3 separate regions of the Homo sapiens genome follow, and all the other regions are linked to region 1. The links are chromatin contacts, found by Hi-C or POLR2A ChIA-PET in ENCODE. All regions are on one chromosome and are shown on one strand. The core of a region is the stretch at or near the end of the contact, and the rest is flanking DNA. Distances in the headings are between cores, read along the strand shown.

Region 1 (4,573 bases), core at 1,196-3,695:
AACCTGGGAGGCGGAGGTTGCAGTGAGACGAGATCGTGCCACTGCACTCCAGCCTGGGCGACAGAATTAGACTCTGCCTCAAAAAAAAAAAAAAAAAAATTATCCGGGCATGGTGGCATGCATCTGTGGTCCCAGCTGTTCGGGAGACTGAGGCAGGAGAATCTCTTGAACCCAGGAGGCAGAGGTTGCAGTGAGCTGAGATTGCATCACTACACTCCAGCTTGGGCAACAGAATGAGAATCTGTCTCAAAAAAAAAAAAAAGTAACTCAGCCTTGGGCAGCCTCTCCCTGGTAACGATGGCCTAGTTGAGAGCCTTGGACAGTTTGCTGTACCCCCTTAATATGAGCCTGAGGGTTCCCTGAACCTCCTCAGGTGGGGTGGTGTTGTGGTACAGAATGGGGGATTTTAAGCTTAGCCGCTGAGAAGGAGGGGAGGTGATTCTAGAACATGACCCATCTCTCCCAACCTCCCTGCAACACACAGTATCTTCCAAGCCCCTCACCCCTACCCCGGCTCCCCTGCATCTCCCAACCTCAGCCACCTGGGGAAGGACTCTGACAAAATGGAACGGGAAGTTCCCTGCCCCAGTCCCATCCCATCCAGGTGTTGAGGGGCTTCCTAGCGTTAACCCTCAAGCTCCCAGTTTGGGAGGTGGATGGGGACAGGGTGGGGCCAGATAAGCGAAGACAAAGTGAGAAATCCAGATTTCAACCCCTGCATGTGTGAGAGTGTAACCACCCCCGAGCCGGAACTACGCTTTCCTGCCCTCTGGCATCCACTCCAGGCAGCCCCCATCCTCCCACCCCATCTCTCCCCACTAGGGCGATGGAGTGCCTCAATCACAGATGAGCGTATTTCTCTGCCTGGCCTGGGAGTAGGAGCTGTGTCTAGTTCAATGAGTGTTCATCCAGCACTTGAAGTTGCTTCAGTGTCTGTTAGCAGAAATTAGGGAATGGCAGTGATTCTGGCCATCTCGAAGGAAAGCATGTAACAACGTCTAGGACAGAAAAAGTCTGTGATAAATGATCAGAAAAATGGTGTTGTGAGGCCGGATGCGGTGGCTCATGCTTATAATCCCAGCATTTTGGGTGGCCAAGGCAGAAGGATTGCTTGAACCTGGGGGGTCAAAGCTGCAGTGAGCCATGTTCGCGCCACTGCACACCAGCCTGGATAAAAGGCGAAGACCCTGTCTCAAAAAAAAAAAAAAAAAAAAGAAAGAAAGAAAGAAAAGAAAAGAAAAGAAAAAAAAAGAGTGGGGGAGGGGGAAGAAAATGGGATTACGTTTCACTGGTTTTTAGTAGCATGCACAAAATAACAAGAAAACTAATCACTGCTCATCCATTGCCGTGCAGGAGCAGCGGGCAGGTACTGAGTGTCTGGCGATTAAGCTCATTTCATCCCAGTCCAGCCCACGCACGAAACAATCACTTCTCCCTTTGCCAAGTGCAAAGACCAAGCTTTGCACTTGGTGACATGCTCAGGGTCACACCAGGTGGAGCCAAGGTTTGCTTTAGGCTGAGAGTGTAGGTCTAGAACACAGTGCCAAAGCTCTGAAACAGAAAAGGAACTGATCTCCATCCTGCTCTGTGCCATTTTCCTAGCCTTAGCCGAAATATCACAGCATGAAACAGAAAAAAAATGAAGATTCCAAATTTCAGCTCTCAGGGCAAGCCACACAGGGAGGCCGGAATCTCCAGGTGAGATCTCTCCAAAAGGTTTCAAAGAGGTGGAATTCGAGACAAGTTGGCTTCAGAGAATCTCTCCCTCCCCCCAGATCTCCAGGACAAAAGCTCTGTTAATATGCACCTCTGTTGGGGGTGGGCTGGGTAGGGAGGCAGGCAGAGGCTCTACAGCCACCATCCAACATTTGAGCAGCTTAATTTGGAGCCCGGGGTGGAGGTGCTGCCACGAGACCCACCCAGGTCACCTGAGAGCCCAGAGTTGGGGAAGGCGGCAAAGGTGGGGTCCTCAGCCGGGAACACTCCCTTTCTCCCTGGACACAGTTGGCAGCTGCCTGATTTGTTGTTTGTTGGAGGGGCCTCCCTCCGCGTGCTGGGCTGAGTGGACAAGGCCCATCAGTCCACCTGGGAGCACGTGAAGCCAGCCTTCTTCAATGTCACAGGAAGTTCTGCGATCTCCCTCGTCCCCAACGCCCCCATCGCGACAGGTCCACCAAGCTGGCTGGCACGAGGCTCCCCAGCAGACCCTCTACATCCTCCCAAGACTCTTCCAGCCCCCACCCCAGCACCAAGGCCTGGAGCCTCCCCTGCTCTCTCCAAGCTGCTGCGAGCTCCTAGCACCCGTCCTGGCAGCCTGCACCCCGACCTCCCTCCAACTCACCACTCGGAGTCCCCACTACACAGGCAGAGATGCTGGGGGGTTTTCTGAGGACTCCAGGGCCAAAGCCAGCCTCCGCCAGCCTGGGGAAGGGCTCTGGGAAAATGGAACAGGAAGTTCCTTGCCCCAGTCCCATCCCATCCAGGTGATGAGGGGCTTCCTAGAGTTAACCCTTAAGCTCCCAGTTTGGGAGCGGGATGGGAAGAGGGCGGGGCCAGTGACATGAAGACAAAGTGAGAAATCCAGATTTCAATCCCAGCCTGTGTGAGAGTGTAACCACCTCCCAAATCAAGACTGGCCTGGTGCCCCTTGCAGGTCTGCCCGTCTTTCCTTTGGGCTAAGAGCTGCCATTTTTAAATGCCCACAGTGTGCTGGCTTCTTTGCTAGGCTTTTCATTCACGTGACTACTCTTTGCAATGGCCTCCTGTGTGCCAGGCACTGTTACAAAGCAGGGGCTAAGGACACAGAGAGAAACTGAAGGAATGAGGCCCTGCTCTCAGGGGCTTACATTCTAGGGCAAAGGAGCAGCGACGGTGCTAGGAAAAAATGGAAGAGGAGGATGTGATGGGGCAGAGTTTGCTCCATCTACACGGTCACCTAAAGTCCTCCCAAGTCCTGCCAGGTGGCTTTTGTCCCAACTTTACCGATGACGAAGCAAGGGCTCCCCGGGAGGGAAGTGACCTAACCAACAGCGTTTGGCCCCAAACTAATTCCATCCCTGTGCTTAAGGTGCCTTCTTGGGTTGTGCCCTTGGCTGCAGCTGGTGCCTTCCTGAGCGTTCTGAGCCCCCGGGGAGCCAGGACCACCTCTCAGGTGTTGGCCGTTCCCCCGGCCTAGACCCCTCGGTCCGTTGGGGCCAGGACCCTCCTGACTGGCTCATCTGACGGGTCTTTGTTTTCCTGCACTTAACACCTGAGCTCATCCTGTTCCTACTTCAGTTGTCTAGTGCTCCCTTCGTACGACGGTCTTTCTCCTTGGTCTGCTCTGCATTCCCCGCGTCCCGCGCCTCGCTCTCCCAGTCGCGGGCTCCTCCCACTCCATAGTTTGTTCAGGGGCGGGGCCAGAAAACCCCGCCCCCAGGGAAGTGGGCCTGAAGGCCAAGGGGCGGGGCGGGGTTCTGTAGGGACGGAGGGGGCGTGTCCGGGGCGGGGCGGGGTGCTGTAGCGCCGGAGCGGGTGTGGCCTTGGCGGGACCAGGCAGCCATTACAGTCTCGGAAGCGAGAGGCGTGGGGCCTGTCTCATCATGCCCGGTTCATTTTTTTTTTTTTTTTTTTTTTTGTAGAGATGGGGTTTCATCATTTTGGCCAGGCTAGTCTTGAACTCCTGAACTCAGGTGATCCACCTGCCTTGGCCTCCCAAAGTGCTGGGATTACAGGCATGAGCCACCGCACTCAGCCTCTTTAATCACCTGAGGTCAGGAGTTCAAGACTAGCCTGGACAACATGGTGAAACCCCATCTCTACTAAAAATTTTTGTTTCTTTTAAAATTGTAATTTTCCCAATTCCACTTATTTTATTTTATTAGAGACAAGGTCTTGCCATATCTCCCAGGCTGGACTCAAACTCCTGGGTTAAAGTGATCCTCCCATCTCGGTCTACCAAGGAGCTGGGACTACAGCTGGGACTCCATGCCATCGAGCGTTCTTTCCCTCTCGTTGCTGAATGATTTTCCTCATTACATCAGTTATTCATTCTGCTATGGGTAGCCCGTGGGCAGTTTTCAGTTTGGGGCTATCTCTAGTGGTTCTCATATGTCTCTGGTGACCATATATGGGACAGCAGTCTGAAGTAGGTGAAGAGCAGAGTGAGAGGTTAGGTTTATCTTTGGGAGGTAAGGACTGCACGTGTGTACTCCGAGGTCTGAGGCCACCGAGGAAGCCTCAGGGACTGGCCTCCGTGTAGAGCTGCTCTCACTGCCCTGGGCATTGGGGACAAGGCCAGGACAAGCAGGACCCCGTGCGTGTTTCCTCGAATGGCTTATGGTCGCTTCAGAAAGACACTGGGTGTTTGTTGGCGTTCGGGCTGCCAGGGCCATCGAATCCGGTTGTCTGCCAGGGTGTGCAGGGGGAGTGGCGCTTTTCAGGTGTAGGAACAGCTCTGGAAATAAACGAGGGATGGAAAAAGGAGACAGACTAGGCCCTCCACAGCCCAGCTGCATGTGTCCTTGGCGAAGTCACTTTTCATTTGAAAACCATCACTGCCTCCTCTGTAATGTGTGAACGATGATCCCACCTC
Region 2 (4,573 bases), core at 221-2,720, 1.4 Mb after region 1:
TTGCCTAACTCACTTTTAAAATTTTATTATTTTTATTTTTTTGAGACAGTGTCTTGGTCCGTCGCCCAGGCTGGTGTGCAGTGGCGCGATCTCGGCTTACTGCAACCTCCGCCCCCCGGGTTCAAGAGATTCTCCTGCCTCAGCCTCCCGAGTAGCTGGGATTACAAGCATGTGCCACCAAGCCCGGCTAATTTTTGTATTTTTTAGTAGAGACGGGGTTTCACCAGGTTGACCAGGCAGGTCTCGAACTCCTGACTTAAAGTGATCCACCCACCTCAGCCTCCCAAAGTGCTGGGAGTACAGGTGGGAGCCACCGTGCCCAGCCCTAACTCACTTCTGAAGTTGCTGCTACTTGCACTGATTTCAGTTTTTTTTTGTTTTTGTTTTTTGTTTTCAAGGTGGAGTCTTGCTCTGTGGCCCAGGCTGGAGTGCAGTGGTGGTGCGATCTTGGCTCACTGCAACTTCCGCCTCTTGGGTTCAAGTGATTCTCCTGCCTCAGTTTCCTGAGTAGCTGGGATTACAGGCAGGAGCCACCATGCCCGGCTAAAATTTTTTTGTATTTTTGGTAGAGACGGGGTTTCAACATGCTGGCCAGGCTGGTCTCGAACTGCTGACCTCAAGTGATCTTCCCGCCTCAGGCTCCCAAAGTGCTGGGATTACAGACATGAGCCACCACACCCGGCCCACGATTTCAGTAATTTCTTTGTGTTCAGTAAAACTAAAAAATGACTCTGGGCTGGGTGCGGTGGCCTGTAATTGCAGTGATTTGGGAGGCCGAGGCGGGTGGATCACCTGAGCTCAGGAGTTCGAGACCAGCCTGGCCAACATGGTGAAACCCCCGTCTCTACTAAAAATACAAAAATTAGCCGGGCGTGGTGGCAGGCGCTTGTAATCCCAGCTATTCGGGAGGTTAAGGCAGGAGAATCGCTTGAACCCGGGAGAAGGGGGTTGCAGTGAGCCGAGATCACGTCATTGCACTCCAGCCTGGGCGACGAGCAAAACTCGGTCTCAAAAAAAGAAAAATCATTCTGTCATTCTGGCCGCTGTTTGAAGAATGCGAATAATGCAACAGGGAGATCAGATACAAGACTGGTAACCGAGGTGTCAGAGTTGAGACTCAGTTTCGCAGATTGCATTGGCAAGTGACCAAGTGGGTGGTGCCACGGTTGACAACCCTATTTCTTACATCACTGAGTGGATGTACAAGGATTAAACCACACTGGGGAAGAAAAGTGCTCAACCCTGAGGCACCCTCACACACCTCGGCTCTTGTGAACACTAGTGTTCCTGCCGAAGCACGCCTACTTACCCCGCTGAGCAGAGCCTGAGCCTGCAACCTCCAGAGACCTGGGGAAAGCCACATACTCCGCTTCCCGCCCCCGGCAAGGGCGTGTCAGCTACAAGGGGCGTGTCATCTCTAGGCCCCGCCCCGCGCTGCGTGCCCACGTTGCGCCGGCCTCGCGCCAGTCCGCTGGGCTGCAGGGACTGCGGCGCCTGAGGGAGTCGCTGACGGGCACGCTGACTGGAGGCTGGCGGACAGGCGACAGCGACCTGCGGCAGGTGAGCTGTCCGCGCCCTCCCGGGGCCTTCCTTCCGCCCGGCTTCTCGGACCGCGCTGCGTCCTTCGCGGGCCCTGCCTCGGTCCAGGCCTTCGGACCTGGGCTTGGCCGGGCCACAGCCCTTTGGGTCCCCTGCGCCGGTCTGAGGGGAGACCCGGCCGGGGGCGGCCGGAAGCTGGGTGAGGCCGGGCAGAAGGACGAAGAAGGGCGTGGAGGGGCTGTCAGGGGAGGGCGAAACCGCGGACGCCGCTCTCCAGAAGTCGTCTCCCCGGGGGCGCGGGGAGGCCTGAATGGCTCTCTTTGGCGTCCCCGTTGGGCCCACCCTCTCCCAGCGTCACGGCTATGCTGGGCGAGGTGACCCCCGGGGTCGTAGCTGGGGGCGTCGGCGGTGCAGACAGGGGATGCCGGCAGAGATTGGAGCCCGGCTTGGCTGTTTCCCGGGCTGTTGGCATTGACCGGGGCTCTGCCCTTCCTCTAATGCCCTTATCTCTATAGGAAGTGCCCCTTGAGTGGGTGTCGTGACTTCACGAGTGAACCCTGGTACGCCCTGGAGCAGAGTCGGACTGGGAGGGATCAAGTGTGGGGGCAGCCGGTTAGTCCGGACGCGGGTTTACCTATTACTTTCTGAGCGCAGTGCTCTGGGTGGATTAATTGCCCTGCAAAAGCTGCCGGGACCTCCTTGCAGTCTTTGCACGAGGCCTGCCTGTGTCATGCCATTTAAATCGCGTCTGGGCCGGGTCGGTGGCTCACGCCTGTAATTCCAGCACTTTGGGAGGCCAGGGCGGGCGGATTGCTTGAGGTCAGGAGTCCGAGACCAGCCTGGCCAACATAGTGAAACCCCGTCTCTACTAAAAATACAAAAATCAGCCGGGCATGGTAACGTGAGCCTGTAGCTCCAGCTACTTAGGAGGCTGAGGCAGGAGAATCGCTTGAACCCGGGAGGCAGAGGTTGCAGTGAGCCGAGATCACGCCATTGCACTCCAGCCTGGGCGACAGAGCAAGACTCCATCTAAAAAAAAAAAAAAAAAAAAAAAAAATCGCTTCTGATGAGCCGGTTGTCGTGGCCTGTGGCTGTCCATCCTTACGTACTGTGTTTTGTTGATGGCGCTACAAACCAGACAAGGTGGAGTGTGATTGAAGAAAGAAACGCTGGCCGGTGCAGTGGCTCACTCCTGTAATCCCAGCACTTTGGGAGGCCGAGGCAGGCGGATCACCTGAGGTCAGGAGTTCGAGATCAGCCTGGCCAACATGGTGAAACCCCGTCTCTACTAAAAATACAAAAAAGTTAAACGGGCGGGGTGGCGCGTGTCTGTAATCCCAGCTACTGGGGAGTTTGAGGTTGGAGGATCACTTGAGCCCACGAAGTGGAGATTGCAGTGAGCTGAGATCGCATCACTGCACTCCAGCCTGGGTGACAGAGTGAGACCCTGTCTCAAAAAAGAAAAAAATAAATTATCACAAGACAAAATTTGTGCTTATCAGGAGTTCACAGTTAAGACATATATAAGCTTACTTGGTGAAATTAGAAAAAGTTATCAGATAAAACATTCAGGTTTAAACACTGGTGAGGGTGTGGGAATTTGTGGAGCCTTGGAAACACACTCATTGAATGACCTCATCTACCTGGGGATGTGAAGAGGGAAATCCTGTGATTCCTCCATTGTCTGACTTGATTTCCTTTTTTCCTTGGCTGTGGCAACATGTTGAAGTGCTGTGAGTCACCAAAAGGGGGAACGTGAGCAACTCTAGAAATGCCAGTGCCAGTGAGTTACAGACAATAAAGCATTGACCGCCTTTAGCTCACCCCTCATCAAGTCTGTTGAAAACTTGTAAAATTGGACAGCTAGAGCTACCTTGATTTTTTGGTTTCCTTTTAACAGCTGACTCTCTTCACAGGACAGTTGGGCTCTACATCAGGATTGCACCCAAAACTGGAATATCACTCCTCCAGGAGGAAGATATATTTGAAAATTAGAATTGTGGGCCCGGTGCAGTGGCTCATGCTTGTGATCCCAGCACTTTGGGAGGCCGAGATGGGCGGATCACCTGAGGTCGGGAGATAGAGACCAGCCTGACCAACATGGAAAAACCCCATCTCTACTAAGAAAAAAATAATAATAATACAAAAATTAGCTGGGCATGGTGGTGTGTGCCTGTAATCCGAGCTACTTGGGAGGCCGAGGCAGGAGAATCACTTGAACCTGGGAGGCAGAGGTTGCGATGAGCCAAGATTGTGCCACTGCATTCCAGCCTGGGCAACAGGAGCAAAACTGCATCTCAAAAAAAAAAAAAAGAAAGAAAGAAAATTAGAATTGTGTATTTCACTGTAAAATTTGAAATTCAGCTTTAACTCCTTGGAAAGGAAAGAGATGAAAAACTTGACCTAGACTGGGTGCGGTGGCTCACGCCTGTAATCCCAGCACTTTGGGAGACCAAGGCGGGTGGATCACCTGAGGTCAGGAGTTCGAGACCAGCCTGGCTAACATTGTGAAACCCCGTCTCTACTAAAAATACAAAAATTAGCCTTGCAAAAAGTAGCCTGTAATCCCAGCTACTCGGGAGGCTGAGCAAGGAGAATTGCTTGAACCTGGGAGGCAGAGGTTTCAGTGAGCCAAGATCATGCCATTGCACTCCAGCCTGGGCGACAAGAGCAAAACTTCATCTCAAAGAAAAAAAAATTCTATCAGAGTGAACAATAAGTAGGATGCTAGCACATACCTGTAATCTCAGCTACTTGGGAGGCTGAGGCAGGAAGTTAATACTTGATGAGCCTAAGTTTTTGGTGTCTTTGGATGCTGCTTGTCGATCTAAGGGGTTTCCAAACGCTTCTTTTTTGGTAAAATTGGGATTATGACTAGGAATCTGTTTTTTGGAGTTTCCCAGGTGATCCTTGTTTGGGGTCCTTGTCTAAGGCACAGGCTGGAAAGAGGAGGGAGTGGACTGGCAGGGAAGATAGAGCAGTAAGCGAATAGAATACCTGGGGAAAGGGACGCCAGAAGAGTGATTGTTGTCTG
Region 3 (4,573 bases), core at 1,352-3,851, 1.1 Mb before region 1:
CCACCTTGGCATGGCCGCCTCAGGCCTCCATGGAGGGAGCTGCTATGTCCCCACCAGATTGGCCCCGTGCGGCTGCTGGCTTCTGTAGAGGCTGCCCAGAGGGGCCAGGTGGCACAAATAAGAGAGGGGAGATGGGGGGCAGCCAGGAGAGGAGGTGTCCCTTCCTCGCCCAGACACAGCGCGCTTCTCTCTGGCCTTTCCCGAGGCCTGTGAGTGCCTCAGGAAGCAGCTGGGCCCTCTGGGAAGGCTGTGTTCAGCTTAGGAACATACCGCCTGTATCTGCTGTCCCTCCCCTGCCCCCCTGCCCCCCCCACCGCCTTCCCTTTTTCCCTGTCTTCCTTAAAGTTTCACTCCTGAATAAAACTTCACTTTGCCTTAGAATCTGTTTTTCTTTTTGTTGTTGTTTTGTTTTTCTGAGACAGAGTCTAGCTCTGTCGCCCAGGCTGGAGTGCAGTGGAGCAGTCTCGGCTCACTGCAACCTCCATCTCCCGGGTTCAAGCAATTTCTCCTGCCTCAGCCTCCCGAGCAGCTGGGATCACAGGCGCCCACCACCACCCCCTGCTAATTTTTGTATTTTTAGTAGAGACAGGGTTTCACTGTGTTGGCCAGGCTGGTCTTGAACTCCTGACCTCATGAACCACCCACCTCAGCTTCCCAAGGTGCTGAGATTACAAGCGTGAGCCACTGCGCCAGGCCAGAGTCTGTTTTTGAAGGCATCCAGGCCAGTGGAACTCTAGTGCAAGGAAAAGTTCTGGCTTGAGCTGGTGTTCCAGAGCTGTTGACACGCAGACCAAAGGAGTTAGCACAGAGGGAGAGACCTCCCCAGGATCGCGCCCTGGGCTCCTAAGGCTCACAGGTCACAGAGGAAGGACCCATGAGGGAGGAGGACCTCCAGGAGGGGCATAGTGGCTCACGCCTGTAATCCCAGCACTTTGGGAAACCAAGGTGGGCAGATCACTTGAAGTCAGGAGTTCGAGACCAGCCTGGTCAACATGGCGAAACCCCGTCTCTACTAAAAATACAAAAAAAAAAAAAAAAAAAATTAGCTGGGTGCGGTGGCACACCTGGAATCCCAGCTACTCCAGTGGCTGAGGTAGGAGAATCACTTGAGCCCCTGAGGCAAAGCTTGCAGTGAGCCAAGATTGCGCCACTGCACTCCAGCCTGGGTAACAGAGTGCGACTGTAACTCAAAAAATAAATAAATAACTAAAGAAATAAATGAGTCGACAGCAGCATCAGACTTGCCCTTGGGATTGGCACGGAGAGGTCAGTGGCAACCTTGAGTTTAGGTGGCGGTGGGAGCTGATTCTGCCGGGTCAGAGGGAGAGAGAGGAGGGTGTTGCAGGCAGAGTTTGCTGCTAAAGGAAGCAGTAACGTAAGGCAGCTGGAGGGGAGGTGGGGTCAACAGTGTTTGGCTTTTAGGAGAAAGTGCAGCATGTCTGGGTGCTGATGTTAGTGATGAAGTAGAGAATGAATGACACAGAGGGGAGGTCTGTGGCCAACAGGTGAGAGGGGTTGTGATCGGACGCACAGTGTGATGGACTTGGAACACAGTGAGTAGCGCCTCTGGCAACACCTGCTCTGCCCACCTGTGCCCAGCAAGGCTGAAGAATGAGCTCCAGGGGGGCTGGGCCACGCAGCACCATCTGTGCACCCGGCTCGTGTAGCAGGGACCTGGGTTGCTTATTATCTGAAGTACAGGGTGGTAACAGTCTCCGCCACTACACAGGTCAAGCGCTTGGCGCTGTAAATGTCAGTGCAGACATCTCAGTGCTCTAGACAGAAACCTAGGAGTCATCTGAACTTCCAGCCTGCTAGGAACATGAGGAGAGGGACCTTGTTGCACCCAAGGCTGGGGTCTGTGGAGGGGACTCAGCGGGACACAGGGCAGCCAGGCACCACCCCCACCCGACTCCTAGTCTCTGATGCCGCTCCCTGCCCTCCATTCCAGACTAGGCGCCGCAAGTACGCTGGGGAGACCCAGGAGTAGGGAGGGCATTGGGAGCACCACCACCTGGCCACGGGCAAGGAGCGGAGACACCGAAACCAACACTCCCAGCGGCGCTGGCCACGGTGGCTCTGTCCCCTCCCTCAACAGGTGCTCCTGGGGCCAACGCCTTTCTTCCCACCAGATCCTCCCCGCCAGAGGCTAGAAGCTGTGATAGCAGCTAGAGCACAGTGGGGGGCCATGAGAAAGACCCCAGTTATCCATCTGGTCTTCTTGGGACCAGGGCCAGGGAGCCGGTCCCCTCTCCCGTGGGTTGGGGGAAGATGCTGCAGCCCGTGGACCTCCTACCCCTTTACTCCCTCACCCAAGTGCCCTTCCCAGAGGAGCGGACTCCTCCTGTCTGTCCTCCCGGCTCTAGCAAAGTCTGCGCCCAGCACCCGAGCCCCACCCTGCCCCCGGGGACCTGGCTGGTGGGTTCCTGAGGATGGTCTCCATCTCGGGACCGGGGCAGGCAGGTGAGGGTGGGGGATGGGAGGTGGGCGCGGCGGAGGGAGAGGAGGGACCCGGCCCCGCGCGCATGGACCCAGTGGGGGGCGCGGGCGCGGCCCCGCCCCGTCCCGCGCGTCCCCGCCGCGGCCGGCGCGCGCTCCCGGGAGGCGGCAGCGGCTGCAGCGTTGGTAGCATCAGCATCAGCATCAGCGGCAGCGGCAGCGGCCTCGGGCGGGGCCGGCCGGACGGACAGGCGGACAGAAGGCGCCAGGGGCGCGCGTCCCGCCCGGGCCGGCCATGGAGGGCGCCTCCTTCGGCGCGGGCCGCGCAGGGGCCGCCCTGGACCCCGTGAGCTTTGCGCGGCGGCCCCAGACCCTGCTCCGGGTCGCGTCCTGGGTGAGTGGTCCCTGCCCGGGCCCCCGCTCCCGCCCCTGCCTCGCGACCTTCAGGCCCCTACCAGCCCCCTGCCCCCTACCCCCTGCCCCCTGCTTCTCGCCCCCCGACCTCACTCACTCTCATCCTCGCCGGCCCCTCCCCCGCCGGCCTCAGGTTGGGGTGACGTCACCGGGCAGGGCGCGCCCACCTGCGGGCGGAGGAGGGGCCGGCGGCGCCGGAGAGGGACCTTGAGAGGTCACCGCCGGTCGCCTCTACCCCTACCTCCTCCCCGGGTCTAATTTCAGTCCCTTTCCGCAGCCCTTACTCCGTTTTTCCTGTTCTCGTGACCTGGAAGCAGGGACGGGGTGGGGACGGAATTCTCCGAGGGGCAGGAGGGGGCTACGGGAACCGAGAAGCGCCTCCCCTTCCCCCGCACACACACCCTCGGGTCTCCTTGGCAGGGAGCCTGTCCCCTGGCCCCCAGTTCCAGCTGTGAGTTGAGGGAGGAGAGGCTCTGGGCTGGGAGGGCTTCCTGGCGGCGGTGTGGAAGGCAGGTTTGGGAGCAGCCTAGCCCACTGGGGCGTCCCTGGGAGGGCCCTGCTGCTCCTTCCCTCCGGCAGGGGAGGTGGCAGTTGGGTGCCGAGCTCTGGGTTTTGTCCAGGTGGCAACCTCTGGGCCAGCCGCACCTCGGCGCCTGTCTTGGAGGAGGGCGGTGCCCACGGTGGGGCAGGGGCTTTGGCCTCCCCTGCGGAGTGGCTCTGACCAGACCGGGAGGCAGGACGCTGCGTTTTGGTCCGAGCGCACGTCCCGACTTGTGGCCCACTCTTGGGGACAAGTGCATGTCCCGGCTTCCCCCTTGGCTCCACTCTCGGAGCTGGAGCGGGAAAGGAGCGAAGGGATGAGGTTGAGGCTGGAGGTCGTTTCTTGGAAACACAGGGCTGCCCCGTGCAGCGCTGGTTAAAATGACTGCGGTCCCCCTCATGCCTGTCTCCCGGAACTGGTGGGCAGGAGGCATTGAGGTTTGACGGAACCTCAGAGGTCAACGGTGTCATCTTTTCAGCCCAAACACTTACAGGTGATATTAATAATCAGTCACGTGGGGGCTGTCATCCCTCGGGTACCCACCACGTGCAGGAAGCTGGGTGGACATGTCTGTCCCAGCACTGCATGAGCTGTGCCCGTCACCCTATTTGCATGCTAGAAAACAGGCCAGACAGTTCCCAACCGCGCAGGAAGCAACAGCTCCGCTGCCTCCATACCCTCCCTCCCGCCCCGCTCTGCCTGCTGCACTCTCACCTCCCCTTCGCCGTTCCGGCTCCAGCCTGGGAATCGCGGGCCCAGGTGAAGGCTCCTGTTCCCACACTCTTGAGTGGGCTCTGAGGGGACTCCACGGGCCCACGCGGTGCAGAGTACCTGGCTTGAATCAACCCCGGCTTTTGTCAGCCATGTGATCCCGGACAAGTCACTTCACCTGTTGGGGTCCCAATGTCCCCCGCATTTATAAAGAGAATAAGAACAATGGCGATCCCACGGGGACTTTCTGAGGATTTGGTGAGGGGACGCATGTAAAGTGGCTGTTTAACACAATGTCTGGGCATAGTAGATGCTCACTAAACGGCCCGTGTTGTCAATAATTACTAAATACGCGAGGGTTCGGGAAAGAAAGAGGTGACACCGCCCCCCACCCAGATACGGGCCTGGGAACGCAGGGACAGGCCCAGGGGCGTGGGCGCTCGAGGCGGGCTCGCAGAGGTCGGGTCG

Evidence for each region. A loop is a pair of places that touch in the nucleus more often than their neighbours do. ChIA-PET counts read pairs that join two places held with the same protein, here RNA polymerase II (POLR2A). Pooled maps may share reads with other maps.
Region 2: a pooled map shows a loop between it and region 1 (3-fold over the local background). The contact joins the promoter of HMOX2 here to the promoter of ZSCAN10 in region 1. A Hi-C loop is called at or near these places in 2 of 50 pooled maps. POLR2A ChIA-PET finds 5 or more read pairs at or near these places in 2 of 52 experiments (GM12878 and naive thymus-derived CD8-positive, alpha-beta T cell).
Region 3: a map with no recorded cell type shows a loop between it and region 1 (8-fold over the local background). The contact joins the promoter of SYNGR3 here to the promoter of ZSCAN10 in region 1. A Hi-C loop is called at or near these places in 1 of 37 single-sample maps with no recorded cell type and 2 of 50 pooled maps.

The regions. Positions count from the first base shown.
Region 1 is chr16:3,096,849-3,101,421 of GRCh38, forward strand. It overlaps ZSCAN10 (zinc finger and SCAN domain containing 10), which reads right to left and starts at 2,446. Exons shown (of 6, transcript NM_032805.3): 1 at 2,342-2,446. RefSeq lists enhancers at 3,199-3,248, 4,503-4,573 and a silencer at 3,409-3,468.
Region 2 is chr16:4,474,928-4,479,500 of GRCh38, forward strand. HMOX2 (heme oxygenase 2) reads left to right here and starts at 1,471. Exons shown (of 6, transcript NM_002134.4): 1 at 1,471-1,560. LOC124903636 (a long non-coding RNA gene) reads right to left here. Exons shown (of 3, transcript XR_007064964.1): 3 at 4,337-4,573. It also overlaps a transcript of NMRAL1 not described here. RefSeq lists an enhancer at 1,267-1,768.
Region 3 is chr16:1,987,369-1,991,941 of GRCh38, forward strand. SYNGR3 (synaptogyrin 3) reads left to right here and starts at 2,602. Exons shown (of 4, transcript NM_004209.6): 1 at 2,602-2,833. The coding sequence starts at 2,735. GFER (growth factor, augmenter of liver regeneration) reads left to right here. Exons shown (of 3, transcript NM_005262.3): 3 at 1-381. RefSeq lists enhancers at 1,560-2,139, 4,458-4,573 and silencers at 2,732-2,821, 2,902-3,021, 4,062-4,141.